Regions from separate parts of the Mus musculus genome. Here region 1 is linked to region 2. A link is a loop called in an ENCODE intact Hi-C map of the cell type or tissue named here. Cell type or tissue: left cerebral cortex. All regions are shown on one strand. Links, peaks and the distances in the headings refer to the core of each region. The heading gives the core; the rest is flanking DNA. Region 1 overlaps Klhl29 (kelch-like 29). Region 2 overlaps Atad2b (ATPase family, AAA domain containing 2B).

The links. Hi-C counts contacts between places; a loop is a spot of excess contacts. Peaks named below come from ENCODE experiments on the same cell type or tissue, not always from the same donor. Only the 100,000 strongest peaks of a DNase experiment are listed, where the experiment ranks them.
Region 1: a loop joins it to region 2, with 7 times the contacts of the local background. A loop is called at or near these places in 14 of 42 quality-filtered maps.

What each region holds. Positions count from the first base shown.
Region 1 is chr12:5,133,594-5,150,026 of GRCm38, forward strand. Klhl29 (kelch-like 29) reads right to left here. Exons shown (of 14, transcript NM_001164493.1): 4 at 6,974-7,115; 5 at 3,830-4,342. Among named protein-coding and RNA genes, the nearest start is that of Gm51980, 140 kb to the right of the region's middle. In left cerebral cortex, for the core only: CTCF peaks have their summits at 2,921 (motif pointing left), 7,684 (motif pointing left) and 9,401 (motif pointing right); DNase peaks (open chromatin) are centred at 2,916, 5,861, 7,634, 8,599 and 1 more place; H3K27ac peaks cover 1,586 bases.
Region 2 is chr12:5,022,845-5,039,277 of GRCm38, forward strand. It overlaps Atad2b (ATPase family, AAA domain containing 2B), which reads left to right. Exons shown (of 28, transcript NM_001362349.1): 23 at 1,738-1,860; 24 at 4,199-4,336; 25 at 8,649-9,332; 26 at 11,189-11,316; 27 at 11,624-11,752. Among named protein-coding and RNA genes, the nearest start is that of Atad2b, 110 kb to the left of the region's middle. In left cerebral cortex, for the core only: a CTCF peak has its summit at 6,364 (motif pointing right); a DNase peak (open chromatin) is centred at 6,388; H3K27ac peaks cover 427 bases.

The sequences.
Region 1 (16,433 bases), core at 2,732-10,731, 110 kb after region 2:
CCATGCAGGACGCAGTTGCAAGGATGGACAGAGCTCTTTGGTCAAGAGGTCTAGGGTTAGGGGCGGAGGAGAAAAACTAACCACCGAAGGATGTAGAATCATTCATCATCATGAAGCTCTTTGGTCCTGAGGCTGAGAAGCCCAACTCTGTAGATAGGTCACCATGGTCCCTACACCATGCCTACAACGCTGTCTACACCGGAACAGATATGTGTCCCTCTGGGAGAAAGGGAGCAGGTGCCATTAGCCCTTTTCTCTCCAGACATTCAGGAAGAAAACACGACAGCCAACATTCCCTGATGAAAAATGACAGAAATCACCTTGCCCCTAGCGCACACTTCTGCTATGATCTCCTGGTGATCGCTAGCAACAAGGCCATTAGACCTCAGTCTTTACATAGGTCTGGGTATGGCTGTACTTCTCCCAGAGCATCAGCCCAGAGGTCTGTCCCCATCTAATGACAAGACAAGCATACCAGGTCTTTTATAAAGACTCAGAGGGAACTAATTCTGTTTTCTTCCCTTATTACTTTGCACACATGAAATCTATTTTTAATTACCTTTCAATATATAATCTAAAAAAAAAATTCCACAGCTTGTTCCCACCCTCAAATTGTTCTTAGAGAAAGAAAGATTTATCTTGTAAGTTTCTTAAGAAAATCTATATGTGCTCAATGCATTTAAATAACACTCATTAAAGCAAACCGCAGGCATGCTGGCGTCTCTAGTCACAGATGAGAGACAATCACTTGACCTACTGCAAATCAAAAGGCATTTTGCACACCGCCTTTCTTTTTTCAATTGGTTAAGTTTTAAATTAAAGTCCCAACGCCCTTTTTGGGAAGGCAGACTAATAGAGCCTCGACTGAAAATTTCGTGCAGTCGATCAGAAGATAATTACAAGAAACAAAATGTGAAATTTTAAATCAGGGCACTAATGAAGTCTAAAAATACCGGTGGCCCATTCCTCTGGCTGGCAAGACCTGTTCTTCATGAGGGGATCTCTCTGCATAATTACTCAGCCCCACGAGAGGCCAGATTGTCTCACCAAACAATAGTAAGGCAAAAACCATAGGCCTGTAATGAGCTAGCTAGTGCATGGTGGATCTTATTATAATGTTGGGCAAGGTTTCAAACAGAGACTAGGAGAAAAGGAAAGTTCTTTTCTTTTTCTTCTTTCCTTTTATTTTTATTTTTTAAAGCAGAGTTCTGATTTGTGTTGATAACATCATGTGGTGCCTCCTGTCTCCACCTGGAGCCAGCTGTCTGTCATTTAGGAGTGTCAATTGGGTTTCAGGGATGTAAAATCCCTTGGGGGCAAAATTAAAAGTGACCCAAATCTAAACCCTGGAGGTGATGTCAGGAGGATTACGGCTTTCCTATGGCAAGTTGCAAAGATTTGGTTTCAAAATTTGGGTTTCTTTTTTTTTTTCCCCCTAAATGTAGTTGTTTGACATTAGACCTGACAGATAAATTATAGCTTCAGCAATAAAGGCTTTTAAGATTAGAAATGAAAGGAGAATTTACTTTTAAAAAAACCCACCCAGGTTTGAGCCTTGAGCATTCGTACGTGTATAGTCCTTTGTCTTCTGTCACAAATACAAGGGACCTGCCTGCCAGCAAGGGCCATAAAGAGACAGGTGAATTAATGTAATCTCTGGAGAACTAGCTGCTCTGGTGGACATCAGTGTGCTGGACAGGTCACCCACGGTCACTGGCCGGAGGACCCCAAATCCTCCAAGGAGATGGGCAAGAATGTGTTTCTGGGCTCAGACTCAGTCTACCCTGTAGGGATTTGTGTAGCAAGTGGTGTGGGTCTCCTCTTGTCTTTTTCCACCTATAACACTTGGGACTACAGAGGTCAGGCCATACCCTTTGGTTTCCCAAAGTTGTCCTGGGAGCAGCTCTGTAATGGTTCACTGACCTGGTAGGCTCAGGAGCCTGACCTTACTAATCTGTGCCGCCCCATCTCAGGGGTGAGGGTGTTCAGGGATAGCCTGTTCCCAGCAAGCAGTGTTTAGAAAGATGGATCCCAGTGTGTGTCCAGCACTACACCAGGGAAGTCTAGGGCCAGCTAAGCTGGTTCCCTTCTGTACCGAACAGTTCCTTTTCTCTAGATATATATCTTGAACTTGAAAAGTCAGCAAGACCTTTCATTAGCCTTAGCAGGCTTTCACTGTGGGAGACACGGAAGCTGCTTGGTGCTTCCAGCTTTGGGATAGCCTTGGACATCTGGGACGCCACAGTCTCTTGTGTCAGAGTTGATAGCTCATAAAATGGGAGTGAGGGTTTTTTTCTTTTTTTCGAGACAGGGTTTCTCCGTAGAGCCCTGGCTGCTGTCTTGGAACTCGCTCTGTAGACCAGGCTGGCCTTGAACTCAGAAATCCGCCTGCCTCTGCCTCTCAAGTGCTGGGGAGTGAGGGTTTTATGTGTGCTTGCACAAGCACATGCGTGCCTTTGTTCTTTTGGGTGGAGTCTCTTCTCTCTCTCTCTCTCTCTCTCTCTCTCTCTCACATTTTAAAGAGAAGGGTTGCTAAACCAAAATAGTTCAAAGAAATCAATTTGGTTTCTCTCTATAAAAATAGATTTTAAACAAAGCAAGAGTTTACCAGATTTTTTAAAATGTAATTTTCTATAATTTTGTCATTTAAAACTAGTTCTGATTTCCCAAACAAAGGCAGTCACAGCACACACAGGTACATGAAACCCCATAGCGAGCTAGGCATGTGCTTTGTTGCTGGAGTGCTCAGCAAGACTGGAGAATGGCTCAGCAGGACAGGGACAAGCGTCTGGAGAACGGTGGGCAGAGAATGACTAACTGCAGGATTACTCTGCTAAGAGGCAGGGACCTCTGAGATGGACTTGCAGGGATTCTGTGGACAAGCCATGGCTAGTTGTGTGCACTCTCTAGCGCCACCTACTGGTACCTTTGAAGGAAGCATGGACACCCTAGCAGCCCAGAGTGCTTGACAAAGACTGTCTTGCCTCCTCCTGACAACCTCCCTCTGCACATCAAATCCTGGCCTGTCTGGGGATGTTCCTGCATTGGGAGAAGGCAAATCTAAGACAGGGAGTCTCAAAGACCCCTCCTGACCCTCCTGTTCTGCATATGCTGGAGCTTGTGCTCAGAACTGTGTTACAGTTCTCCCTTCCCCAGCTTCTGGTCCCAAGGAACCACCTGAGATCCTTGCAAGGAAAGTCCCCTAGGACTGGGGGCTAGCATCCTGTGAAGGCCAGTCCAGAGCTGTTCTTCCCAGGGACTCCTAAGAGTCTGCTGTCAGTCCTTAAAAACCCAAACCTCAAATGGTTCAGGGTGGTAGGAAAAAGCCTGAGCCCTGGTCCGGCTTGTGTTGGTAGTTTGGTGGAGAAGCCTTGTCCACAGGCATGGGCAGATAGTGTTGTGAATGTCTTTATGGATGGAAATTGGTAAAGGCCTCCATGGACTGTTGTAGTGACCCCTAAGAGGAGTGGGTAGCTCTTGGTCTAGCCTGGGAGGCAGAGGTGAACATGGCCTGGGTTCTGGACTTTCAGGCTCCTCTTTCCTTCCTTCCTTCCTTCCTTCCTTCCTTCCTTCCTTCCTTCCTTCCTTCCTTCCTTCCTTCCTTCCTTCCTTCCTTCTTTTTCTCATCTTTCCCCCCCTCACTTTGTGAATCCTGCTGTTGCTTGTCTAAGCCTCCCCATTGGCTTTCTGCCTGAATTCCCCGACTAAATAGGGAGTTCCTGCCACAGTTAGATGAGGCCAACGGAAGAGCTACCACCAAACATACTCCTGACATCACTGTGTTGGAGTGACCAGGCACACAGTGGGTGTGAGTGACAGCAGAACTTACCTTTAGGGTGCCCTGGGTCGGTGAACTCATACTTCCCCACTCCAATGGTCCGAAGCATTTGCAGCCCATGGGCCGAGTCTGTTGTGGGCGGCCCATTGGTGGCAGGAACACTACTGGGGAGAGCTGCGGACGGCTGGGCTGGTGGAGGTGGAGGCAGCAGGGGCCCTGCCATGTGGCCGTTGCCCACAGGGGTGGGTCCCGGGCGGGATACCTGCCCTACTCCAGGCAAAGTGGATACTGCCAGGGGCTGAGGGCTGGCATACAGGGCCTGAGCAGGCATGTTCACCACCACACTGCTCAGCGGTTGGGAGGGCGGCTGTGGGAGTGAGTAGTGGCCTGGTATCAGCGGGAGCTGGGGTCCCACATGGGGAGGCAGTGAGGGAGTCACCCCGATGACGGGGGCCTGGACGTTCACAGCAGGACTGAAGGTGGGAGGCTGGGTCACTCCATAGGAGTGTGTGATCAGGGAAGGCTGGTTTCCAGCGGCCACCGTGGTCACCCATGGCCCTGTGCCTGTAAGGGAGATGGAAAAAAATGTTATTCTGTCAGTTACAGTCAGTCATTCAACAAATACCAACTGTCCCAGGCCTTGGGCTGGGACCTGGAGTAACATCAGTGGTTAATAGGCTCATGTTCAAGCACTTAACGGTTTATGAATGTGATAAAACAGGGTATGGGGTGCATGCCTTTAATTTCAGCATTCTGCACGGAGGCTGAGGCAAAGCGGAGCTCTACGAGTTTGAGGTTAGCCTGGTTTATATAGCGAGTTCCAGACCAACCAAGGCCATATAGTAAGACTTTGCCCTAAAAAACAAAACAAAGAATGTGTAGTGACAGTTGTGGGACTAGGTACCCTATAGGATATGAACAAGTGACAAATGACTGTAGGGGGTCCAGAGAGAGAAGAAAGATCTGTTTGGGAAAAAATGAGAAACAAGGAAGTAGAAGGAAAATAACCAGAGGTGTTCAAAGAGACCTCAGCTCACATCAGCTCTTCTGCCTGTGAGCTAAGTGCCCTGGTAAGGAAAGCCTGGCTTCTCTGAGCATCATTCTTTGTTTTCTGTTCATCTGGACTGAAAAGCAGATGCCGGCAGAGCATTCCTGAGTAAAAAGCAACAATGGTCACTTGCGTTGTAAGGCATCCTTTGCTGGAGAATTTGACTCCCACCATGAGGTCAAAGAGGAGGCTGGCAGTGGACACAGTTTGCTGGGGTTTCAGCTGAGTGCAGAGAAGTTCAAAGGGGGCAAGGCGTCCCCAGGCACAGGTGGATGGAGTCTGGGAAATCTTGGAAGAGATTTAAAGGGACTCTAGGCTTTGTTTCAAATACCCTTCACACAGCCAGCCCTGTTGGAAACAGGAGGAGTCTAGTTTGGCTCTTTGGGTAATTTTAGTTGGATAAGGAATTCCAGGCACCACTCTTAGGATATAATGCAAGATGAGAGGCTGGTTGGGCCAGGTCAGGTAGAGCAGGACCTCTGTCTACCTGGAGATTCATTGACCTGGAGGTGACCCAGGAGGCTTGTGAGGAAGCTGAAAGATATGACAGAGAAGTCTAGTCTGGGTCACCTCTGACTTACTGAGCCTTCACTTGGGGCCCCATTGCCCAGTTCAGTTCCTCTGAGGTTAGGGTATAAGCTGAGAACGAGGAGACAGAGGCAGGAGACTGGGAGCCCTGGAGGAAGGGCTGGGAGTTCCCTCTCAGACATTAGATGAGGAGGAGGGAAGGAGCCCAGAGGGCACAGTGACACTCAAACCAGCAGGGGCTCTGAGTGAGGATGAGGGGTCAGAAGGAGACACCTCTGAGTCCTGGTTCTGGTTCTGGGTAAGTGACATGCACACTTGTCCCATGTTAGTTTCCTCCTCTGCTGCAGGCACATAATCACAGCATGTGGGACGGCTGCAAGCCTTGTGATCACATGCAGAATAAGGCACACAATAATGTGCAAGAAATATTTATGGTTTGCGTAATGAGGGAGGGAGCCTGCAAGGCAAGAAACATTGGCAAAGTATTGCTGGCTAGATTCTAGAATAGGCTGCTGAGAGGGGACATGTTCAAGCTAAACAGAGGAAGTGAGATCACCACGAGCCAGTCTGGCCGGATGTCTCAAGGCCAAGGCCTGCCACCCCAAACTCAGTGCTCCCCAGGACTGGCTAGGAAGCCTAGAAACATGCATCAAAATGCCAGAAGCTGGCTGACAAAGCCCCAGATAGCTTCAAGATGCTATGCCATGAAGATGATTCATATTTTGATGAGATGGATGCCTGAAAGAGGCTGGAGACCTACAGAGAGGGTCTAAGTCACTCACTGCAAGCTCTGATCACTGTTTTTAGTCAATGGCTTGGTAGCTACCAGGATGGGCTACAGAGGACAATTTGGGGGCAAACTGGGAACAGAGCACAGAAAAAGGAAAAGAAAAGAACCCAAAACAAAACACAGCACCTGAAATTACAGTGCCCCCCCCCTGAAATTACAGTGCCCCCCCCCTGAAATTACAGTGCCCCCCCCCCCGGTTTGGTAGAGATTGGAGATATTTGTCTTGTGTCCCCAAACCCAGGTGCCTGAGCCCAATTATGAAGAGGTGGCCTTGTGACACCCTTGAGTCTTACTGTTGGGTCAAGATATGATATGTCTGTGGGTTGAAGAGCTATGAGTGAGGGCTGTAATGACCAATGTGGAGGTGCTGAAGGAAGAATACTGGTCAGGCAGTACGTAGGCTGTTAGCACCGAGTTGTGCTCTGCACTCTAGAGGGATGTGGAACAATTGTCTGGAAAGTGAAGGGACAGGAACTCATGGATCTTAGGACTGATGGGCTTGTGCAGAAGATGTGGAGCTGCGGGTGTCTCCAGGTATGTGTACCAAAGGGGGATTAGGGGGCTCCAGGAGCCGTGAAAGGTCAGAGCTGCCAGAGGAGGACCAAGATGCTGCAGAAGAAATTCCAGTCCTGGGGCTAGAGCATCCTGGTGCTCATGCAACTATGCTCAAGCCAATAACATCTCCCCGGAAGTGTGGCTTGAGAAACTTGGTGTCCCACACATCCTAAGCCCAGCGTCTGGGCTTCTGCAGACTCATGGGTCAGGGCCTCTAGAGAAGAACAGAGCACCCAGCTAGTCAGTGTGTCTCTGTCAGCTGATGAACACTCACCTGGATTGTCGCTCTCCCTCATCTGTTTGGAGGGCGGCTCATCAGTGTCCCAGGGCGTGGACTGATTGACAGGCGTCTGCCCCCATCGGATGCTGGTCGTGAGTCCTTGAGACTGATTGTCAGCTTTGGAGATGCCGGGAGCCTGTGGGGAAGCAGAAGAGAATGGTAAGCATGGGCTGTTCTAGGACCGTGTCTGGAACATGTTCCCTCAGCAGTATCCTTGAAACGTGAGCTTTATCTACTGGGCTCATGAGGGGAGAGAGAGAGAGAGAGAGAGAGAGAGAGAGAGAGAGAGAGAGAGAGAGAGAGAGCACAAGAGTGCCTGTATCCAGCCCCACTAACCCTGGGACCCTTGCCTCTTTTCCCAGAGGGATCATGGGATATCAGGACAGAGTATCTGCAGGTTTGCATCTGATGAGCCCCTGGCCTCCAGGAACTCTAAGCCAGTGCCTTACCATGTATCTCTATAGCAGCCTATCCCAGGGGACTAGTGTAACTGATAGAGCACTCTATACTCTGGTTGGAGGGACACCTCGGCCCTCAGACTGTCAGTCACCCACGATAACCCAAATGCTACCCACGTATCCAGGGCATGTGCTGAGAGCACTGACTGTACCTGCTTATTCTCAGACTACCAGGACTTGTGGCTTTGACAGAGAATTCCTAATGAGGTAGCAAATGTTCTGCAGAATACCACCATCAGGTGGCAAGCGAGGGCCACTGCATGATCATCCCCAGTTTCCCACACTGTTTGTTTACACATGCTCTTGGGATCCAGGTGTCCCATGGAGAAAGGGAGGGAGTTATGGGAGTTGGCTGGACAGGTCAGGCTACAGCCCCAGGTAGGAAGGACCCAGGGCACCTCAGAGAGTGCTGTTGTGAGCTCACTTTCTGAGATGAACAAGAGACAGGCCCTCAGAATGAAAGCAAACCTCAGGTGACACTGGCCTCCCCCAGACACAGTTCCTGAGAGGACATTGGTTACTAAGAAGTATACTGTCTAGAAATTTATAATGAGAAGGCACAGTGTTCCCACTGTGATTTGATGAGGAAAACCAGACCACAAGATTAGACCCGTGTGATCTCCCTATGAACTGTCCTGGTGCTGACCAATGAGAGATGGACGACCCAAATGTTGGCGAGACATTATCCTTGGATGAGAGGATTATGGGTGTCTTCTTCTCTACACTCGTATGCATTTCTCAAAATGAATGGTTCTGGGGACTGAACTCAGGGTACTGTACCAGTTTTACAGGTGTTCTACCACTGACCCCACCCCCAGATTTTTTTTTAAAAGGGTTTGTATTCCGGCCTGCCCTTGAACCCACGGCCTTCCTATCTCTCACTACCAAGTGCTTGGATTGCAGTTGTGTATCACTACATCTAAAGACTAAATTTCCTTCAATGGCCGTTATTTATAAATAGTTTTAAAATCCTAAACATACTGTAGAGGCTGGGATAAGAAAACTGGGATACAAAGGGGGCGAGGATCTCTGTGGCGTTGGCTTTGAGATGAGTCATAACAGCTCCTAAACACCCAGTCAGGCCTGTGGCAGCATGAGAACTGGGATGAGGGGCAGACGTTCTCCAGGGACTCTCAGAAGCATCTTCAGATGAAAGTCACATTTCTTATAGCATGTTCTGGTGAGTGCCTGACTCAGTGATGAAGCTGGAGGCAGAGCTCCCTGTGCGGCCCTTGTGCAGGGTGAGTCCCCTGGGTAACGTGGTCAGGAGGCTGGGCAGGGCTTCTGGAGTTTTGCTGGATCACACTTTGGTACACGGTGCCTTGTAGCAGGGCCTGCTGAGAGAGCAGGAGCCAGGCAGCATTGAGACCCGGGCGGAACTGAGCTAATTGCATTAGGCTGCACTTTACCTCTGGCCTGTACTTCAAATGCTCCGCTTCTGTGAACAGAACATGAGCAGAGGAAGAGTCTCCCAAGCACTCACATTCTTTCTGCTCTGTGTTAGCAACATCTTAAGCTGATCAGACAAGCATCCTGACCAGAGGCCCTTCTCTTGCTTGTGGCATGGATGAGGAGGTGGGGGTGGGGAGTAGTATACAAAAGGGGAATATAGCCATATTGGGAGAGAGCCATAATCGTGATGACGCATAGGAAATATTGGGGAGGCCTTCTCAGAGTTCTCTTAAGAGTCAACTTTTAACACATGCTCCGTCTGGAGGCAGAAACCATCTAGCAAGCTGCAGTCCTTCCTCTATTCCCAGGTTCCAGGATCCTGGTGGGTTTTGAGACACAGAAATTGTTCTTGAAATCTGAGGCACCTGAGCGGGAAGGAGGCTATGCTTTGCCTATTCAAGAGCCTTGTCTAGAGGGCACATTTGGATGCTGGGACCCCGCCCCCATTCTCCAGCCTCCTAGCTAGCAAGCCTGTTGGCTGACAATGTGGAAACCTTTTCTGTCAGGAGGGGGCGCTGCAGCTCCTCTCTGCTGCCCATAACCCAGAGGTTTCCCAGATAGCAAACAGCTTGGTTTAAGATTTCTGAGTCCTCTCCCTGCACTGCTGGATCTCAGTTTTCTTGAGTTTGGGTCATCAGGTTCTGTGCTATAAAACTGGGAGTTCTAATGTTGGCCCCCAAATTAGAGGGGTTTCTGAACTTGAAAAATAGCACACTTCTCCCCACAAATAAGCTTATGCACCGGCTTATTCATGTCTTGGCAAATAACTATTGGGCTGGGGTCTTGTTTTATGAACCGGCCAGGGCAGTGGTGAGGTGGGTGATGGTAATCAGACCCAGGCCTTGCTCTCAGATGGACCAGCGGGTAAATGCCTCTGAACAATGCAACCCCCCCTGTACCCCAAACAGAAGCAGGGTACTCTGGGTCTGCATAGGCTGATCCAGAGCCATGGGAGGGTGGTGTTGGTGGTGGTGGTGGTGATGGTGGTGGGGGTGGTGATGGTGATGGGGGTAGATGACTACCCAGCTGCCAGCCTCCTGTTTGTCTCTGTGTCTATTATGAAATACAAGTGTTTCTTAGAGTAAAGAAAGCCGCTCTGAAGTTCATTCCCCGCCCCTTTAGGAATGATAAATAAAACCACTCACATTCTTTCTGCTCTGCGCTAGCAACATCTTAAGCTGCAAGCAATTTGCAGTTCAGAAATTTTATTTTATTAAAGCAGTCAAGTGAATATTCCTTTCTTGATTCTGTCAACAAACAACTTAGATGCAGGAGTGCCCTTTGCTGAGAGGCCCAGGGCTTCCAGGTGAGCCATATATGGACTGACCAGTAGTATGTGAGGCAGGGAGACTGACCACAGGGGCCTCTCTTCCTGTCAAGGGTTCTAGACCCCCACCCCCCGAATAAGCACATGCAGATGCAGACTCCAAAGGTCTGGGACCCTGTATGGATCTGTGATTCTAGCTCTGAATTTCCCTATCATAGTCTTGAATTCTCACACATCTGGAATCCCAAGGAGCAATCCAGGCTTTTCTTGAGCTCAAATGAGGGCTTGCCTTAGAGAAGGAGAGCAGGACTGAGGTGGGGGAGGGGGTGGAAGAGGGGGTGGGGGTGGGGTTGGGTAGAGGGTGGGCTGCCAGTACAAGAAAGACCAGCTTCCCTGAAGAAATGGGCTGGGCAGGGCCTCCTTCACTTCCCATTTTCTTCCGCTGTCACTCTCTGGGACATCTGGGAAGCCACCTTTCCCTGGCCCTGGCTTCTGTTCCGGTAAAGTGATGGTATTCATCAGGAGAGGCCAGCCATTATAGCTCTCCCTTGCTGGCTCTGCAGGCTGGCCCTATCTGCCCATCACTGGGCTTGAGCTGGTTTTCCCCCAGCTTCCCTTTAATGAGATGCTAATGGGATGCATCATTAACACAGCAGCTTTTTAAACCTCGGCTCTTGTAAATTTTCAAAGGTCACATTTTTACGGTGGCTGACAGCATCCTGCTTCTTTCAGAGACTGAAGAACACTAAAGACCTGGGTCCTTTATGGCTGAAACTCTGTGAGGTGGCTGCACAGGCTGAAAGCACCTGCTGGCATTGGGCTGCCCTCCCAGAGCCCCCAGCAGCTTCCCAGAGCAGGAGGGTTACCCTCTTCCAGCCTGGGGAGACCAGGTACAGAGTTTCACAGGATCCACAGTGTTGCTCTCAGAATACAAAGATCCCTGGAAGAGGGGTCGAGGGAGATGGCACCAGCTGGGAGGCAGAGGTACTTGAACTCCCATGGAAGGCCTTCTGCTTCCTCTGGACATTCACACGTCTACTGCAGCCAGACAGCCTGTTTTCTGCTGGTCAGTCCAACCAGAAAGAGGACTTATCTCTACTTTGCACAAAAACATCACAAATATTTGAGGCGACCAAGTGGTCAGGAAGGTTTGAGCGATGATGGGAATTCAGAGTCCCATCTCAACTCTCCATCACCACAGTGCTCTGCACACTGCCAGGAGGTCCTGTTGACCCGGTCCTGCCAGGCAGACTCCATGAAGACCTGGCCCAACAGGTGCTATGCCTGGCATAGCTCTCCGCAGGACGAGAGCAGTGACATCACTTCTCATTTAAGGAATGAATGACTCTGCAGCGCGTGCTTCAGGAGGAAGCGTGACACACACAGGCCATGGGGCAGAGGCATGGATAATCTGCTTCTCCTTGCTGGGGACCACTGGCTGACTCCATAGCCCTGGAGGCTACTGGAGGCTGCTCAGAGGCTTGGCTAACCTAATCCACTTACAATAACCAGAAAGTGTTGATCCCCCTCCACCTCTCCTTGAGTGCCTAGGTATGGTGGAGGTGCAGGAAGTTGAGGCTGACTCTTGCTAAGGACATAAATATATCCTGGCAAGTTCCAAATACATACCATCCACTCTTCCCAAAGGTATCAAAAGAGCCAGGAAGTCCTAGAAAGCTTCCAGAATAGATGAGCTGGCAGTGGGTCACAACAGCTCAGCAGGATTGAGTATTTACTCTCAAGAGACCCTTGTCAACTGGCACATTTCTACCCTTGACACAGGACAGGCCTAGTTCATCCCCTCACATGCCCCATTTCTCAGGTCATGTGGCTGATGATGGCACCTACATCTTACAGACCTGTTGCCAGGCTAGAACCTACAGGTCTAGATGCCTTGTCACTGGGTGGAACACACAGCTAGCGTGGCTGCATCTCCTGAGTGTCACTGAGATGGGTACACCCCATGCCACCACTCGTCCCCTCAGGTATAAGAATCCCCTTCCTGGAAGAGTGCCTGGAATCTGACCCCCAATTCCACAGTTTGCTTTTGTTCTTACTCTGGTCCATAAGCACTACTGGGGGCCCAGGTTCAGCTGTGGTCAAGGTCTGGCCCTGGAGAGAGTTACAAACAGTGCCATGGGGTACCCCAACTTGGTTCAGGGGCTTGCATGACATAGCTTGAAGAGATACTTTGGGGAGCAGAGTCACATGACACCTTATTCCTACTTTTGTTAATGGCAGCACCCATGCCACAGCTAAGAAAAGGCACAACAGCCAGGGAGGCTTGTAATCCCAGCACTCAGGAGTCTGAGGTAAGAGGACTGTTGTGAGTTCAGGTTATATAAACAATTGCATGTCAGGTAGAGCCACATAGCAGGACTTGTCTCAAGAACAAAAGAACGCAACACAAAACAAAGCAAAGCAAACCCAAATCCACCCAACAACCAACAAACAACAAAAGTGTTAAGGATGGAGCGCAGTTGGAAGAGCCCTTGCCTGGTATGTAGGTAGCCATCAAGTCTGATTCCCAGTACTATATAAAACTGAGTGTGGATATCCACTTCTGCAATCCCAGACCTCAGAAAATGTAGGCAGGAGAATCAGAAGGTCAGCATCGCTTGGCTGGTGAAATGGCTCAGGGGGTAAAAGTGCTTGTCACCAAACTTGATGACCTGGGTTTGATCCTGGGACCCACAAGGTAGGGAGAGAGAACTGATTCTTGCAAGGTGTCTTTTGTTTTGTTTTGAAGGCAGGGTTTCTCTGTGTTGCCCTGGCTGTCCTAGCTTTGTAGTCCAGGCTGGCCTTGAACTCAGGCATCTACCTGCCTCTGCCAGAAGTAATGGAGGTACACAGGGAAAACGGTAGCTGTGCAGGCCAAGGGGCCTCTTAGCCTTCAACATGTCAATGCACTACATAATTCAAATTGAAAAAAGAAAACATAGGCTTAGAACTGCTGGTAGATCATGGGTGTGTGCCATTACACTCACTCTGAGCCTGTGTGAGTGTGTGTGAGTGTCGTATGTGCACACGTATGCAGAGTCAGAGGTTGATGTTGGGTGTCTTCCTCAATCACTTTCCATCTCATTTTTGAGACAGCATCTCTCATTGTTTCACCCACCTGGCTGGTCAGCAGATCAGCCAGCCCCAGGGACCCCTCAGTATCCGAGTCTTCACTGCTGGGATTGCAGGAGTGAGATGTTCTACCCTCCCTGCTTTTAATTTCCTTAAACTGAACTCAGATCTTCAAACTTGACCAGCAAGCACTTGACTGACTGAGCTATCTCCCCTCCCTCTAGCTCTTTGTTTTAGAACCACTCACAGCTTCTGCCCTTTAGGCCAGACATGGAATCAATGAGTACTACCTGGTGACTGGCATAAACATAGATACCGAAGAATGGTCTCAACCAGTCTTTCTGCGTCCCTACACACAATTTGTGAGATATTAGAAAATACTATTAAGCTACTAACAACAAATAAACAAACAAACTAGATATAGAGAAAGAAAAGAAAAAGAAAAAAAATCCGAGATATACACTTTACTGTGTATATTGTAAACTACAAGAGACTGAAAGTCACTTGTGTGTTGCTCTTGGCAAACACATCCCGTGTTGTCAGCATCCTCCAGCATTTCACAGAGGATTTGGGGCAGCATAAACACAGAAGGGGCTGTTACCCTGTAACTACAAAAACAAGTGCATGCAGCCTTCCTTGGAGCTGCCCCAGATGGGTGGTGGGAGTAAAGTGGCCTTGGATGAAAAGCTGAGAAGTCATGGGGAAGAAAATGCCAGCAGTGAACTTGCAACACTCTGACCTTGATCTGCAGCCCTGTTCTCTCCTCAGGACTCCCTGAAGTAACCACCCAACCTGGAAAGACACATCTGGTGGGCCCACGCCTTTAGCTCCTAGCTATTACTGCAGGTGGTGATACACATTTCGCTGGCTTGGGCTCCACTGTTGACAGAGCCACGTTTTCTGACTGCCCTGCTCATTTTAGGCACCCTTCCTCTGAAAACCTTGCTTGGTAGCTCTGCTAACAGTCAGGGCAGAATAATTTGACCGGCCTTGCTAATAAGAGTAGGTCTGAAGTATGAGTCACCCTGGGAGGTTCACAGCTCTGAGTCTGCACACTCACTACATAGAGAGGTGGCAGAAACCCATGGATTTGGAAGCTCATGAGTTTGGGAGAGGTGAAAATTGCCATTTTACTTTTGTTTTTATACCTGGTAGTTATCACTCCCCTTGCTTCTCTGAGAACAGCAGGGACTGGTTCCTGTAGGTGGCAGACTGAGTAGGATTCAGGCATCTCTGACCACCAGCCCTTGGGTTGCTCTGGGGAATCAATTACAGGACAGCAGGTGTCAGCTCCGTGGCTGAGCACAGTGGGGACAGCCTTTCTTGGCAAATGGTTTACTTTTTCTTTCCTTCTAAGTGTGCCTGTCCTGAAAGACGTATAGGACTTTCCCGATGCTCGGGTCCCCACGTAGAAAGTGGTGAGGACTGAAGACAGAGTGCACCCACTTTCCAGATATTTATCTTGTGATTCCTATTGTTAGCAAAATCACATACCTGAGGAAGGCAAGTCTTAGTTAAAGGAATGGTGTGCTCCTGGTGGAGGCCATGTATGGGTGTGAGAACTTTTGGTGCCTGGGTGCTTTTAGATTCAGCCCATGAGTAAGTTTCCAGACTGTTAGGCCTTTTCTTTCCAGAGTATAGTGGTTCAGCTGTCCAGCTGCCACCACCACAGTGGTCTCCAACACGAGGCACGTGATTGAGATACGTCCTGGAGGTTTCCTAGAAATAGACCATAGCCCTAGAAGTTCTGATTCTGTTGCTTTGGAGTAAGGGATCACCAAAATGTGCAACTTTAACAAGTCTACAATGGTGCTGAATTAGCCCTACCTTGGGGAGCAATGGTGGTCTTCGTGTCTATGTCCCTAGGGCTGTGCCTAGTCTGGGGTTCTAGTGGCTATAGCTGCCTGTTGGATCTTGACTGGGATAAATTTAGGGGCCTTGCTCACGTGATTCATGAGAGCCAACTTCTTGGTGAGGCCCCTGTCGAAGACTCTGGCTTTGGGCTTAGGTTTCCAGGGGTTAGAGCAGCAGTTCTCAACCCATAGGTTGAATGGCCCTTTCACTGGGGTAGCCTAAGACCATCGGAAAACACGGATATTTACATTAGGACTCATATCATTAGCAAAATGACAGTTATGAAGTGGCAACAAAAATCATGTTATGGTGGGGGTCACCACAACATGAGGAACTGTATTAAAGATTCTGAGCATTGGAGGGTTGAGAGTCACTGCGTTAGAAGATGTGTTGACCTGCAATCCTGTGCGAGGAGCTAACGGTACCTAAGAGTACCTCAGATCTTATTTCTGATTGCCTTTGAGCCACAAACAAGACAAGCACAGTTAAAGCCCCACTTGGTGCTGGGGTGGGTCTCCTGTGACCCCCTTACCTTCTGTAACCAGGGTGGTCTCTCTTGGCCTCCGGCCTGTGCCCCTGCCTCCCCTTCTGAGCCCCACCAGAATGCACTGCAGAGCCTGATGAAATTTCTAATAATACTAACCAATGATGTGTTAAATTGAGACACTTCTGGCTCGGCTGCCGGAAACCCGCACGACGGTTTAAAGGACCAGCGCTTACCTTTCTCTATCAATTTGCTGCTAAATTACTGCTTTCAGAGAACTTATAGAAAAGTAATTCTTTATTTAAATTTTAATTTCCATCTTGTCATTTTAAATATATATTCAGATTCCAATCATATTACAGAATATGATGATGTCTCTGGAGGGTAAATGACCCCTCTAGGAGCCTGGGTGGGTACAGAGGATGCAAACGAGTGGGTGGAGGGGAGGGGCTTAGCAAGGAGGGAGAGACTTCAGTGACAGGCTCAGCTGAGGTAGAAGACAGAAGAACTTCAGAGGTCTATCTTGGTTGGGACCCTGCTGTGTGACCCCCCCCCCCCCCCAGACTTTGTGTGAAGTCCTGAGGGCCACCTGTAAATGTCTGGGACTACTAGTCACTTGCCATGCTTGTACCACTGTGTGAACTGAGCTAAAGGTGAACTCTAGATGAAAAGGGGTTGCTGGGCCAGTCTCCACTCCAACAGCTCGTATCTAACTGCCTCCCACCTGCCAATCGTGGGCATAGCTCATTTCTCTCCAGGAAGAGTTCTGTATTCTTCCCACCATCTTACTGATGGGAGTCATATAGTTCAGCAAAGTTCAATAACACTTAGAGGGTGTGAAACTTCTAATCCATGACTAACTCTACC
Region 2 (16,433 bases), core at 2,835-10,834:
ACACATCTATGATCATATCCTCCCCATCTCTAATGCCCTCTTGTTACCTCCTTGGGCACCAGACACAAAAATGGGGCACAAGCATACATGCAGCCATAAACACTCATACATGTCAATAAATAAGTCTAAAAAAAGTTCTAGCTTATCAAATTCTATCATCAAATAGGAAATCTGACAAAAAGATATATAATATATACATTGAAAGGTATAAAAATGCCTGATAAAATTCTTGAGCTAAGTAAATGAAGGTACATAATGTATTTATGGATTGGCACACTCAGCATTGTAAAGATGTTTATATCTGAGTTTTAAACTGAACTCTGCTCCTCTAGCATAGCACCGAGCACTCTTAGCTCCTGCGTCTTCTCTCCAGCTGGGATTTACTCAATGCTGCTTCCCTGTGTCGTCTGAATTTATTGGAAGCATGTCTGATTCCCCCCCCCCCATTACTGTAAAGTCATTACTTCAGTTTTCCTAGTATTGTCGACAGTGTTTGTTGGATGAACATTTAGAGAGCTGTGTTTGGCTTTATAAGATTTCCACAAGAAGCTTTCTATGGCTTCCTAATCATAAATCTTATAAATAAAAACTCTTTTATTTATGCTTTTGCTAGAGAGAGAAGTAAATATTTTTTTAATTTTGCATTCTTTGTCATTTGTTTTGGGTTTGGTTTTTGAGACAGGGTCTTAAGTTGTCTAGCCTGGGTTGGAACTTGCTGCGCAGCAGAGAGTGACATTGAACTGAGGCCTGCGTTCACCTCCTTACAGTGTGCTTTGCAGGCTTCAGACCGTCCTAGTTACCTTGTCCTGCTTGCCTTTTCACATCGAGAGTTGATCGTGTAGCTCCAGAGGGCCCCACTGGCACTGCACTACTCACAGTCTTTGCTGTGACCTGTGAAGCAGGCACACTTTATACTATCAGATCATTCTGGAAAGTTTGGCCTTGCCTACAATTTACATCCATCTCCCATGCTTTAGATTTTCTATATTTTTCAGGTTTTGTCACATTTTAAAAGAGATCTTTCTTACTCAGAATATTTTGTGTTCTTTAGCACAATTTTGACCAGTTACTCTTTTTTTTTTTTTTTTTTTTTTTTCGGTTTTCTGAGACAGGGTTTCTCTGTATAGCCCTGGCTGTCTTGGAACTCACTCTGTAGACCAGGCTGGCCTCGAACTCTGAAATCTGCCTGCCTCTGCCTCCCGAGTGCTGGGATTAAAGGCATGCGTCACCATGTCCGGCTCAGTTACTCTTTTTAAAAACAGCTTTTCCCTTTAGTTTTATTAGTAGACTGTGTGCTTTTGTGTGTGTGCATGTACATGAATGCACCTGCTATGGGAAGTGTGTGGGGTCAGAGAACCCCTCTGTGGAGTTCATTCTCTTCTATCTTCCAGGGACTGCAGTCAGGGTGCCAAGCTTGCACAACTCACCGGCCCCTGAGTTCCTGGCATTTGTCGGTAGCAACTCTGGGGCACATAGTGACTATCCAGATTCTTTAAAATTTTTATTGAAAATCATTTTTAGAAATTTAAAATAAACCTTATTTGGTTTAAAAGTTGGTCTTAAAAGTTATTGATAGAGTACCTTGCATTTTTACCCACCTCTTAGGTTAATCTTTTCTTACCTAAAAATGTTTTTATAATTTAAATGTCTGTATCTTTTTACTTTTATTTTAAGGCACCTTACATTAATTTTATTCCATTTCTATCTAAAATACATTTATGCCAATATTTTTAACAGATAAAATTATTAGGCACAGAGCTTGTACCCTGAAGGACACTGCACATGCCATCATTGCAGCTGAGCTGGATCCTGAGTTTAATAAGCTCTGTGAAGAAATAAAGGAAGCAAGAATAAAGAGAGGTAAGTTAGAGAAGCAGACATGCTATGCGACCAAAGCCTTCTGTGTTTCATAGCCATCTTCCTGTGACACAGCAAGCACACCAGGAGGCACTCTGTCTCCATTAATAACCTTGTAATTACTAATTTCTGATACCAACATAGGTCATGTTACGTTCTCAAGGACATCTCAAAACTTCACCTGTGACAATTTGAGTGCAGTGGTGCATGATAGAGAAATGTGTTCCTTAGAGAAAAAAACTTTTTTTAAATTGTTATTTATTTGTTTATTATATGTAAGCACTCTGTAGCTGACTTCAGACATACCAGAAGAGGGCATCAGATCTCATTACAGATGGTTGTGAGCCACCATGTGGTTGTTGGGATTTGAACTCAGGACCTTTGGAAGAGTAGTTGGTGCTCTTAACCACTGAGCCATCTCTCCAGCCCCCTTAGAGAAATTTTTTTTGCAGATATACTTTTATTTATCAGTGATTTCTATTCTTAAATGATTATGTATTATGTCTACATTTACAGCTGAAGAGACCTTAGTTTTCATCATTTCACATCTAATATCAGTACTTAAACCTTTTTTTAACAAATATTTTTCCAGTCTGTTAACACTTATAATTTTTAATTAGAAACACAAAATTGAACATATGGTTTATTAGATGCACAGCTGTGTCCTTGAGGAACTTTAGTAGGAGGGGAGAATGCCAGTGGCAATAGAGCCACCGAGGGATTTTAAGCAGTGGAATGAATTGGTTAGATCACTTTAGCAGCAAGAAATAACATATTCTCAGTGCTGTAGGAAAATGAGAGATTGAGTTAAAAGCTGTGAGCGCCAGTTTGGAAGCTAATGTTTGGGTTTCCACAGAGGCAGCATTTGCTGCATTATCCAGTAGTTCTCTTCCTTGGAACCTATCCAAGAGAAGCGTGCCCACATGAACCATGCACGTGAATGTTCCGTAGGGGTGGTAGACATAACAGTGACAGCACAAGGGTCCGCTTACTGGTTAGTGAGTAACACAGCATACCACGTCCACGGTCTTCTGTGCAATGACACAGGACTTCAAAAGCACGGCTGTGTGAATTAAGGCAGTCATGAAAGACCGTCATGTAAAATGGCAAGTATGTTGAGAGAAACAGACAGGTGGCTGCCTAGACAGGCACCTCAAATTAGATTTCTGTGTATGGCTACAGAAATGTATAGTTGATAAAAATATTTAATTGTATGCTTAAAATAGATGACTTTTATGTTACATAAATTGTATCTCAGACTACTAGGGGAAAAGGTGGTGAAGTAATACACATTTTAATTAATGAAGGATGGAGCTAAACAAGAATAGCATATGAGTGATCCCTGTGTAGAGAACACTTTGTGGGCCTGTCTGTCTCCCTCCCTCCCTCCCTCCCACTCCTCGACTTGGACTCATATAGCCTAGGCTACCTTCAAATTCACTGTAAAGCCAAGAATAACCTTCCTACCTTTCTTTCTCAGCCTAAAAGCTGGGACTATAAACACACTAGGCAAGCATTCTGCCAACATGAGCTGCATCTCTAGCCTTGTAGAAGGCCCTTTGAAAGGAACGAATATTTATTTCTGGCTGAATGAATGAGTAGTTACCAAGTCTGCCAGTCAAAATAGGGACTATAGAAGATAAACTGTTTGTGTTTGTTTGTGTGTATAAAGATGAACTAGTTATCTTCAGTTTGACCTAAGGTCAGGTAGGCAGTAGAAATATGACTAGTAGGCTAGAGATCTTTGGATTAAAGAGATGTGAGAATTATTATATAACATTATTTAAAAACTATATACACAAGAGATACTCCTTGTAGATTAGAATAAGAAGCTAAGGTATAGGAAGCTGTTCACATGGAAGAAAAGGTTCTAGTGAAGAGAGCTGCATTGGAACAGACTCTTAGGAATACGGAGCCAAGAAATGAAATGTAGGACATTGTGCTGTGACAGGCAGTGAGCTAGATTGAACATAATACACACACACACACACACACACACACACACACACACACACACAAGTAAGATAGGTTCATGACTTTTAGACCTATCATCTCATGGTCATATTGTGAAATAGCTCTTTGGATTATGAGTGAAAATAGGGCCGGGCCCCTTTGAGCATTGAAGGATAAGCATGGCCTGCTAGGTATTTTATTTTTATCATTTCATATCAATTTTACTTTCTCATCTTAAAACAAAAGGTACTAATTTCACCAGAATTACAAACTGTCCAGGTATAATTAATGATTTTAAAACTCAGTGTTATATTTCAGATTTTTCTAACAGCATTAGCTTATGCAGCTGGGAACATGTAACTAAGTAGTTCTTTTCTGTTGCTTGCAGGCCTATCAGTAACAGCAGAACAAATAACTCCTCATGGTGCTGGTGCCCGCAAGACAGAGACTAGAGTGGAAGAGGCGTTTCGACACAAACAGAGAAACCCAATGGATGCCTGGCACAACTCTGCAAATAAATGTGCATGTGAGTATTTGTGAGTGTGTTGCCCAGTAGCAACTACAGCTAAGACTTGCTGTGGCCAACCAACAAAGCTGCCCTTTGTCTATAGCTCTTTAGTCTTGGTCACCTTTCCAGAGAGGAGCTTAGGAAGTCAGATTTAGAATGAGGATTCTGTCTTTAACATTACTTGATATTTTCTGTACTTAATTTTTTTTTTTTTTTTTTTTGATAAATAAAACCCTTGAAACATGTTTGGTGTTGAACACTGAGCTTTGGATAGAGATATGGAGGCAACAGGTACATTTATCCCTCTGGCTCACTCTTACCCCACTCCTTGTATGATATGTAGTATAAATGAGCACCACGTGGAGATGGCTGGTTTGGCAGTAGAAAGTTTGGTCCTTTAAGGGAAAACTAATGCTGATTTGAGAAATCCATGTAGCCTAATTTGTCTTAACCTTGTGTGGTGTATTTAGAAGGAAAATCTAGCTTCTAGCTCTTCATAAAAACTTACTCATACTGATCCATTATTTTTCTGAAAGACAAATGTTAATAGACATCTTCCTGATGGAGTCTTCGTGTTTCACTAAAAGCTGCCTGCCTTGAAAGATAAATGTTGTTTTCTTGGTCTAACTGTGATGATATTGCTTTGCCAACAAAGCTGGCCGTAGCATGCTTTTTACCAAATGTGAGTGAGTTTGAAGGAGCAAATCGTCACTTTTTTTTTTTTTAAAGATTTATTTATTTATTATATGTAAGTACACTGTAGCTGTCTTCAGACACTCCAGAAGAGGGAGTCAGATCTCGTTAGGGATGGTTGTGAGCCACCATCTGGTTGCTGGGATTTGAACTCTGGACCTTCGGAAGAGCAGTCGGGTGCTCTTACCCACTGAGCCATCTCACCAGCCCCAATCGTCATGTTTTTAAACAATGTAATATTTCTATTAACTCTTTGAGAATTTCATGCAATGTAATTTGACTATATTTACCCCATTCCTCCTCTTAATTCCACCCAGATCCATTCCTTATTCCCAACCCTTCCCAACTTCATGCTCTTTAATAAATAAATAAATAAATAAAATAACTTACCAAGTCCATCTATACTGGGTATGGGACTCTCCACTGAATGGGGGAATCCTACTAGGGATTTCAAAATAAAAATAAAAAACCCAACTGTCTCTTTTTCTCTTCTCTTCCAAAGGACATCAATTATCAGTGGGGTTTGAGGCCTCCTGCCTCTGTGCTGCATGGCTTGACCTTGTGCAGACAACACAGCCATCTTGAGTTCATGGGTGTAGTGACCATGGGATGTCCAGAAGACACCGTTTTTTTCTGGTTCTCCCTGCCCTCTGGCTTTTACAACCCTTCCACCTTCTCTTCTGCAAGGGTCCCTGAGCCAGGGGTGGAGAAGAGCAGGGTAGCAGAGGGTGTGATGCTGATAGCCCGTTTGTGGCTGAGCTCCAGGGGTACTTAGTTTTTGCACTTGGTTCAGCTATAAGTTTCTGTGTTAGCCATGAGCTGCAGAGAAACTTCTCTGATGAGGTCTGGGAGCTGCACACACCCACATTGACCTCTTTGGAAAGTAGCATTTATATGGAGCAAGTTTTAAAAAGGATGCATTTAGTTGCTATGAAACCAGTAAAGACTATCTGTCCAAGCTGTAATCTCAGATTGTGTCCCATTATGTAACATTGTGCACTATTTAAACTTTAAGTCCTTTATAGTCTGAATTTGATATTAATGTTTACTCATGAGATACATCAAATATTCTCCTTCAAAGGTTTTGGTTTGTTCAGGAAAGATATCTGAGTAAACAAAAGTGCTTTCTGAGTAAGCCTGAGCACTTGAATTTGCTTCTTAGACCCCAAAGGAAGGAAGGAGAGAATGCCTACTGAAAGTTGTCACCTGAACACAGTGCACGCGTTGCACATGCATGAGCACACATATGGGTGGGGGTGGGGGGACGAGATGCAAATACATTCTTAGAAGATGTTTAAGTTCTTTAAATATTAAAATAGTTTTAAAGTCTGCAGTGGGATTTTGTTTCCTCTTACCAGTAGATGGCACACGTGACACAGCATTTGTCTTGTGTTAGTTTAACACACTCAAATCTTAACTAAATGTCCCAAAGGGACAGTTGCTTTTCTAAGGTCTTGGCTTTGGAAAAAGTCTCACAATAAAGCTTGACTTTAAAAGTCGTGTGCATCTCAGATTGTGTCTCTTTATACAACATTGTACTCTCATTTAAACTTTGAAGTCCTTTACAGTCTCTGATTTGATATCAGTGTCTACTAATGAGAAAAGTTGAACATTCGCCTTAACAAGTTTTAGGCTGGGGCAGTCAGGATGGCTTAGCAGACAAAATGGGTGTTTGAATAGAGCGTCCTAGGTAAACAAGGAAGTGGCATGCTAAGGATTCGGTCCACATACACATGTACAACTACCACGTGCTCCATACTGTGAAGATGTATCCACCCAAACTAAAAGTTCTATGTTCATGGTGCTTATATGGTTTCTCTTACTTTTCTAAAATGCTATTAGGAGAGGTGATAGAAGGAAGAACATCTTCTTGTTCCCAAAGAATAAGAATATGTTCTCTTCTCTCAATGATATTTTTATTTCTTGAAAATTTCATACATACTTTGGAAATATTAACCTCCTCTCACCCAACTCCTTTGTCTTTCCCTCCCTGACTACTCAACTGTGAGTCCAAGCCCCCGACCCACTCTTCACCATGGATTCTAGTGTGTGTTGCCCAGCTAGGTTTTGGAGTGGGGCCTACCCACTCTCTCTTATTAACTAGTATGGAACACTAAGTAAGAAATATACTTGCTTCAGTGAGCTTCTGGCCTTTGTATAGTGTGCTACATATAAAGACTTGAACTAGGCCTAGATTGGGTAGAGTTCAGGTTTTTCTTGCTCTGGAATTCCATGACTTAACAAGTAGACTGAGAATTCTTATTTTTGTTTCCCTCCCCATGGCTAAAAATGAGAGTGATTAGTGTTGAAAATTAGTTGTTCACAGTAAAAGCCTTAAATCTTTATAGCAAGATGTCCCATCTCCTTTACCTTCTAGTGTAGCCAATATCAGTTTTAGACAGTGAGATTGTTGTAGATGCTTGTCACCTAAGCTTATATATCAGCTTTTAATATTAGACTAATGTAAACATTTCCCCCTTGTGCCAATTAACCTATAAATTATAAAATAGAAACAGAGAAAGCATGAAAAGAAAATTTTAAAACATTGAATTTTTAAGAAAAAGTAAACTTTGAGCCAAATGATTAAGTAAATTGAATTTTGGAGATGATAGTTGCAAAGTAAGGAGTAATAATTACTAAATTTCTCCTCATCTACTCTCAGGAAGGGTTTAAAGGCTTAACATGGTAGTGTGGCTCCACTATACACTGCTGATAGAATATCAGCTTCTATTAAGAGCTACGTTTCCCAGTGGAATCCAACGGCTTCATCAGCTACCTCTCATATACATGAAGGAGATCACAAATCCCTGGCTCTGACTTAGCACCTGGAAGCCCAGCTGTCTACTCAGGATAATTATTGTATACAGCTCTTATAGGTCTCCTTTTTCAATTAATTGACCAAACGCTTACTTTTGATATTTTGTTGATGGTGTTGCCTTAATAGTAGAAGGCTTGATTAGTCTACATATTTGGAGATACCTTTGTATCAAGTTGACTCGATTAAGTAAACCATTTGTGTTTGAGGAAATGGTTAACAGTTTGTTCACGTAGCCTAATATAGTCTTCTGTTCATGATTGTCCATCCTGTAGGTGATACCTTTTTCTGTAAGGAGAGGCAGCAGAGTGTGTGTTTGTTTGTGGGGATACCTGTAACTGTTGGGTCCCACAGCATTAGCTTATAGGGTTTTGTTTTGTTTTCTTCATAGTTGAGGTGCTATCTTTGTGTGTTATTACTGGCAACACACCAACCTTCCTGGTAGAAATCCAATGCTCTGGCCCCAGGCTTTCTGGGCAGCTTGGTAATATAATAATTCCCTAAATGTATTAAATGGCTAATCCCTGAATGTTGAAAATTAGAAATGGCTATAAAGTAGAATCAGTAGTAGTAAGAAAGGTTAATGCCAAGCAAATTCATACTAAGTAAAATTAAATTAGAAGGTAGCATTTATCCAAGTTTATCTTTAACTTCATTTTCCTTATAGGCTGTGACAACTAGTCAGCATGGATATCATCAGCCAAGAATTTTTGTTTGTATTTAGCCAGTATAGGTTTATTGTTTTGGAAGGGGTCTACTATGATGTAAAATAGACATTAGACTCTTAAGTTTTACATGCTCTCCCCCTTTCTTATCAAACAGTTCGAGTCCGGAGAAAATCAAGGCGGCGATCACAGTGGGGTAAAGGAATTATTAAGAAAAGGAAAGTCAATAATTTAAAGAAAGATGAGGAAGACACCAAGTTTACAGACTATGACCATACAGAGGACAGGAAGTTGCTGGAGAATGGAGAGTTTGAGGTAAGCACTGATTGCCATGAGGAAAATGGAGAAGAGACTGGAGACTTATCTATGACCAACGATGAATCTTCATGTGACATCATGGATATGGACCAGGGTCAGAGGCTGAATAGTGGAGCGGGCACCAAAGAGAACTTTGCATCAACAGAAGAGGAGAGTTCAAATGAATCTCTGCTCGTCCACAGTAGCAGTTCCCTCAACCCCGAGCAGACATCTAAGAAAGAGCCCTTCCTTAAAGGCACCTGTCTAAATGGTGAGGCTTCCACTGACAGCTCTGAAGGAATTCCTGTTCTGGAGTGTCAGAATGGCAGAGTTCTTGAAGTAGTTCCTCTGCCTGATGGTGGAGAAAAGTCTAGTTCTGAACAAAAGATTGCTCTGGAGGAACAACTAAAAGACAAACCAGAAACATGGAATGAAAATCGTGGAGATGCTGCTGAGAAGCTAGAAGTGCTGGAATGTAGCAGTAGTGAGAAGCCCGAGCCTGGCCCTGATGCAGAGGGGAAAGAGACAGAGCTGGATAGAGAAGGTAGGGCTAAAGTCTTAGCACAGTTTCTGAAGGGTTAAATGCCACAGTTAATTCGTTACCTATTTTGTCTGCTTTCTAGGAGAAACAACAGATTCTCAGAGGGGAGTGGCCATTAACATCTTACAGTCCAATCCATAAATAGCTGTGGATACACTTGGTTTTGCTGAGTTTCAGAGGTTTCCTGAATGCACTGCTTTCTGGGCTTTTTACTCTTTTTATGTCTGTCTGTCACCCTTATTCTAAAGACTTTTCAGTTATGAGCCGGGTCATTTCACACATGTAAAGAAGGTGGAATCTGGCAGCAGAATTTTTAGAATGGGCGGGGCAGGAGAAGATTTGAATAGCAGAGTAGTCTGGTATACTAGAAAGAGTCATATAAACCGAGATTAAGCCATTCTCTTGTTTATTTAATTGTGCAACTTTGAGTTAATTCCCTGTGCCTGTTTTTAATTTTGTAAATTAAACTTCAGGATGAATTGTTGCTGGGATTTGTAGTTAGTAGCTGCCTCTCCTGGTTGCTAATGTGTTGCAGTGTTTTTGCTGGGAGGACGGGGTCATTGTGAGACTGAATGTCTAGAATTAAGCTAAGTTTCATTGCTTTGTGGGAACAGTGGAAAGGATGTAGGACGCACTGTCGACTTAGGAAAGCAGAGTGTTCTTTCTGTAGGCCCCACCATCTCATGACTTCTCATGATCTCCTTAAGAAGAGCAGAAAAGAGCCGGGCGTGGTAGTGTGCGCCTTTAATCCCAGCACTCGGGAGGCAGAGGCAGGCGGATTTCTGAGTTCGAGGCCAGCCTGGTCTACAGAGTGAGTTCCAGGACAGCCAGGGCTATACAGAAAAACCCTATCTCGGAAACCAAATAAATAAACAAACAAATAAATAAATAAATAAATAAATACATACATACATACATACATACATACAAAGAAGAGCAGGAAAGGGAAGTATAGGTTATCTAGCTCATCTTTTCCCACCATTATTCTTAACTGCACTGTGGGATGGGGTGAGTTGGGAGATCTGCTCTATTACGTATGTTTCCTACCTGAATAGGTTCTATTCCTATATATACTAGGCTGTCTTGAAATTGTGACATGTCTGTAAAATTGTGTGGAATACAGTTTTAGTTTGTAATTTAGGCCATTTTGAAAAAAAAATTTATCCTGCCAGTTTTCTAAGCTCTGTAATAGAATTGAGAAGTAGAAAAGTATTATTTAAGTCCCCTGCCGTGTGTGTGTGTGTGTGTGTGTGTGTGTGTGTGTGTGTGTGTGTGTGTGCTGTATGTTGTGTATGTGCAAGGACTCATACCCAGTTCATGCTTAGAGGCCAAAGGAAGACAACAGGTGTCTTGATCTGTCACTCTCTATTCCCTAAAGACAGAGTCTCTCACTGAACCTAGAAGTGAACAGCCAGCAAGTTGCACTGATCCTAGACCCACCTCCCCCAGCACTGGAGTACAGCACTTGTAGCCATAACTGTCTTTGTAGCTGAGGTATTGGGGTCTCAGATCAGGTCCTTATGCTTGCAGAGCAAATATTGTACTGACTGAGCCATCTCTTACCCTTTATAACCAAGTGCTTAGAGCCAAGGAGGTCTTTTTGTTTCTTTTTCATGAATATATGTATCACATGATATTTCAGTATTACTTTGCTTTCATACGTACAGTTTAGTTTTCTTTAATTTTGGATTATTCTTACTAAAAAAGGAAGGCACCCCAAATAAGTATTACCATTTTTAGAAAACCACATTCTTACTCCAAAAAATATTTGTCATGGAAAAAAGAATTTATATTTGCTTAATAATGATTTTCTTTTACTTTTACTGACTATAGTACATTTTTTCCCTTCTCAATTGTAGGTGCTTCTAAAGTTAAAAAATATCGTAAATTATTGTTAGAGCAGGCAAAACCAACAAACCTCGAACTGGTTCCAGAAGAGCCATCCGAGCCTGCGCCGCCTTTGGTAGTTGATCACGAGAGACTGCAGGTATGCTTGCCCCTTGACAGTCCGTTTTCAATGATCAGAATAATATTTGGATATTTGTAAAAGCAGTTTAATTAAATTACTTTTGGTAATTGTTACTTTAACCTAGGGACTTCTCCTAACTAGGAGTTAAGTGTATTCTGAGGGTTTGAAATAAGTAAACTGAAGTCTAGAATCGTTTCACCATAGCAGTCACTTTGTGTCTTATGGTACCTCTTGTCTAAGGATTTGAACATACTAGTTTTGGTTTGACCAATAGATCAACTACATCTTATCATCTTTCTTTGGATTTCTTTCCTCTCTCCCCCAGAAATTGCTTGATTTGTTGGTAGATAAAAGCAACAACCTGACAGTCGATCAGCTTGAGAGATTATATTCCCTCCTTAGTCAGAGCATCTACCGCCATCGTAAAGATTATGACAAATCTCAGCTTGTGGAGGTAAGTGTGTCTACTTCATCTGTAGAGTATGCGCTTTTCTCGTCTTAAAGGAGAAAGAAGAAAAGGTACTTCTCTGAGCCCATTTTAAATGATTTAATGTGTATGAATACACATGTGTGTTGATTCCATTACTTTTTTTACTAAGTAACTGAAGCTCTGATGATATAAGATTAGAAAAATTGGGGGTTGAGTCTGTAGCTAGTGGTAGTACATCACTTGCCTAGTTTGAGGCTCGTTTGGGGTACATGAAACCCTGTCTTCAAACAAACAAAGTGTATGTGAAGGTAGGGCTTGCGGCATGTTTGCCATCCACTAGAAAAGTAGGATTGGAAAAGCACTGTAAACTGTTCTGTTTGTAAACAGCCAGACGGACAGCACTGTCCTTCTTCACCTTGCGTGGTTAGACAGGGACCTTTCCTTCTCTTTCCTATATGGCTCTGGACCAAAGGGAAATTTTTCCTCTTAAAAGAGCTTCTGTCTCTTTTCATATATTTTACATATTTCGTCTGTACTCTTGCTTTTTAGTGTCACCTGAGCAACTGTAATCCCACATCCACTCACTACAGTGCTTACATCTGTCCAGGGAACGGGCTCATGAACAACTTTGATTTTCTTTGTTCATTTATTAGTTCATATGGTGGCCTAGCTATGAAATATTTATCAAGAATTTTCAGTGCCAGATACTGTGCTAGGTGTTTGGGATGCAAAGCATGAGAAATTTCCTGTTTTAAAGAAACATTTCCAGTGTTGAGGATATTAAAGATTTATGTGGCGAGGCTATGGTTATTTAAAATAAAATAATTTTATTTTGTGTGTGCAGTAACATTAGATTTGTTGTCTTGTGGTACTGGGCATTGAACATCAAGCAGGCCTTGCATAAGCTAGGCAAGCACTCTACCACTGAGTCACATCTTTAGCCTTCGGAGCATTCGATTTGAATCAAAACAAGGTGGCGTTTAAATTATTTTTGAGGGCAAGATGACTGATTAGATGCACCAGACACTTGGTCTACCGTGCCGAAGACCCCGAACAGCGGGTGCATTAGAGCTCCATATTGAGGGGATGGCCATGGGAATGCTGAACATTAGTGTTAAAGAAAACAGAAGCCTTGGAAAAATCTAGAGAACGGGGATAGTTGCAGCATAGCAAGCAAAATATTCTGTCCCCTCTTCTCCCAGTTCCACAGCTGTCTTAAAAGAACGGACCAGTTTTCTGAATTTAGACTGCTCTAGAGGCGGAAAGCCCATATACATCCCCCCGTGCTAGCTCCTCTCAACTTCTGGCTGCTTCATATGCTATGCCTCATATGTCAGTAATGACTGACGTAAAACCACAGCGAGTGCCACCTCACAGGGGAAAGGGCATTACAGTACAGAGAGGAACACAGGTGCCGTCCACAAGAGCCATGGCTTTGGGGAGGTGGATCTCTGAGACCTAGGATATAGCCTGTCATATATAGTTTCCTGGGAGTGCCAGGATTTCTTGTGGGATCCCTGTGACCCTTCTCTCACTGTCTTGTATGAGTGTCTGTTACTAACAAGACCAAAAGAGAAGTGAGTCTGTGGGTCTGAGTGATATTTCACTCAGTCTGTACTATTTTGGTTCTGTCACTGATAGCCTGTGGCCAAAGTGCACAGGCTAAAGTGCAGAGAAAACTTTGGTACTAGCCACATTCTGCTGGTGTTTTGTTTTGTTTTGTTTTGTTTTTTGAGCATCTCACTGTAGATGAAATTTTCAGCCCCACATCTCACCTGGATCTGTGGTGAGATATCTACAAGTAATAAGAGCTGAGAGAAACATCTCAAGCTGCTTCCACCTTTAAGCACTCACAGCTCGGGATGCTGCTGTGGGTCGGAGCTTCTACTTCTGCGCATACCTGCAGTAGAATCATTAAACATCCCTACTACACCTGTGTAGATGAACTTCATTAGTGGTCCTGTACTTTGTCTTATCATACATTGCTAACAAGGCTAGGTGTGAGCATCATCATGGTGCTGTGGTTTCTCCACGAAGTCTTTGAAATCATTCTTGTAACTGGAAGACCGATAGGCCAGACCTCTCAGCACTAACAGAGCAGCCCATACCAGAGATGCAGTCAAGCAGTGGGGTCTAGTCCACTGAGGAGACAGCGCACATTGCAGTTCAAAGGTAAACTTGTGGGAGTAGGTTTTTTTCCTCTACTTTGTGGGTCTTAGGGATTGAACTCAGGTCCTCAGGCTTGGAAACGTCTTTACCTGCTGAGCCATCTTGCTAGTTCAAGGCTTTTTTTTTTGGTTGTTGAGACAGGGTTTCTCTGTGTAGTTCTGGCTGTCCTGGAACTCACTTTGTAGACCAGGCTGGCCTGCGCATACCTGCCTCTGCCTCCCGAGTGCTGGTATTAAAGGTGTACACCCGGCTTCAAGGATATTTTTAAAAATGAAATAGACCAATAACCATAACAAACAATGAAATTGAATTAATAGTAGTAAATATCTCTATGAGGTAGATAGCTTCACACTGATTATTATAAAAACTTTAAAAAAGGACTAACACCAGTGTTTTCTCAAACTTTTCTATAGAACTGAAGGGGAATATTTCCAAACTCATTCTGTAAGACTAAAATTGGTTATTATCAAAACCTGACACTGACAGAAAACAGTTAGACTAACATTGTGATGGGCATCAGTATTGAGATCCTCATAGAATACTAATAAACTGAACCAGTAGCCCATCAGAAAGATCATCAGCCATGATTATGATTTCAGGGAGAGAAAGATGGTTTAATATATTGCAAATAATAAGTGTAATATATCCCTATAAATACAATGCAAATAAGAATGCTTATTTTCTCAATAAATGCAGAAAATTTTGATAAAAATCAATATTATTTTATTATTAAAACTACAAATTAGGTCTAAAATTTTTACTCATTAAAAATTGTGTATGACAAACCTACAGGTAACATACTGAATGCATGTTCTAGTTTGTTTCTCTACTGTTATGATAAAATACTGACTGACTAAAAGCAACTTGGGTGAAGTTGGGGGGGGGCACTGGGGAGTTAATCTGGCTCACAGGCTGTAGCCCATCAGCGAGAGAAGTCAGTGAGGAAACCCAAGCAGGAGTGTGAAGAAGCTATTTGCTTGCTTCGGTGGCTTACTCAGTTGGTTTGTTCATACAACTCATGACCGACCACCTGCCCAGGAGTGGGGCTTTCCTCCTACATCAAACATTGATCAATAAAATGCTCTGCAGATCTATCCATAGGTCAGCCTGATGGAGGCAGTTCCTGACTAGGTTCTCTTTCTAGGTGACTGTAGTTGATGGAACTAACCAGCACAGTTGATCCCTTTCCAGCTTAACAGAAAAACATATCACTATTCATAACCTTGTCCCCAGGAGCTCATGCTATAGTAATATTGCAATATAAAATAGTATATCTTTGAAAATTCTTAAATTGTAACAGTTTAAAGGTCCAAGTTGTCTTTAAAAACTCAAAGTCTCTGAGCTCTTGGCTGTGTGTGTTGCAGCTCTGAATGGAAAGGCTCCCCTACAGAAGTGTGTGGGCTGCAGCAGGGGAAGCTTCCCCAATGCAAGTGTAAGCTTTCTGCTCTTCTGCTCACACAAAAGTGCTACAGCTCTGCTCAGAGAGGTATCCTGGCTTTTGGGAGCCAAGGAATACCACGAAGTCACATTGCACAACAAACCGCACACAAGAGACATATTGAGAGAAAAAACCCCAAGAAGGTGGCTGCCTCTGCTCCAGTGAGAAATAGCAGTGAACTGGGCAGTAGGCAGGGCTTATATAAGGATGCAGAGCTTTTCAGGGAAGAGATTTCTAGGGTGAGGATTGGTGGGATGTTAAGTCCTGAGCGTGGGGAGTTTAGGGATCAGTGGAAAAATTTCACCCCTTTTTCCTACATGGACCCTGTGGGTCAGGACAAAAAGACCTTTTCAGGAGCTTTGGTGGTGGTGCCATCACTGCAGGCAGCCCATGGTAGCTGGAGAGGAGGTGTTGTGCTGCAGCAGCTCCTGCTGGGGCCCCTCACAGAGGCCCAGGGACTGGCTGGGCATAGGCAGTGGCTGTCCCTGGGGCACAGTGCTCAGAGAATACATTGGCTTCTATAAAATCCAAAAGAAATGACAGACTTTGTTTCTGAAGTGAAGAACAAGGGCACAGTTACAATCAGATCAAAGCAAAACCAAAATCCAATGTAAATAGCTCAGTGTCTTAAGATCTGGGACATCCCATCCATCAGCTGTACTCCAAAGGGTACACATCTCCGGCTCTGCGGTCCAGAACACGCACTGCTCTGGTGCTGTCCTTGGTGTCCATCCCATACTCCTGGCATCTCAATATAACCGAGGCTACACCTTCTCCAATAACCCCTTTAGGTGCTCACGGTTCCAAGCCTCGGGTGCTCTCCATGGCCCCTTTGGTCCTACAGCTCTCATGCCAATAAAGCCAGTAACATGTTAATAGGTTCTGCTGCCAACCTGAGGTGGGCCTGTAACTCTGGACCACAGCATCTGTGTTCTGACTCTGAAGAAATAATCCCCAGAGGACTTCACTTCAGTCATTAAGATGTTTGTCTCTTATTAATCACAGCTGAGTTTTCAGCCTCAGATAACTACCATCAGTTGTCTCAGAAAAGCAAAAAGTCGAAAGTAAGTTTGACTTCAGTGGTTCTAATCTGCTAAT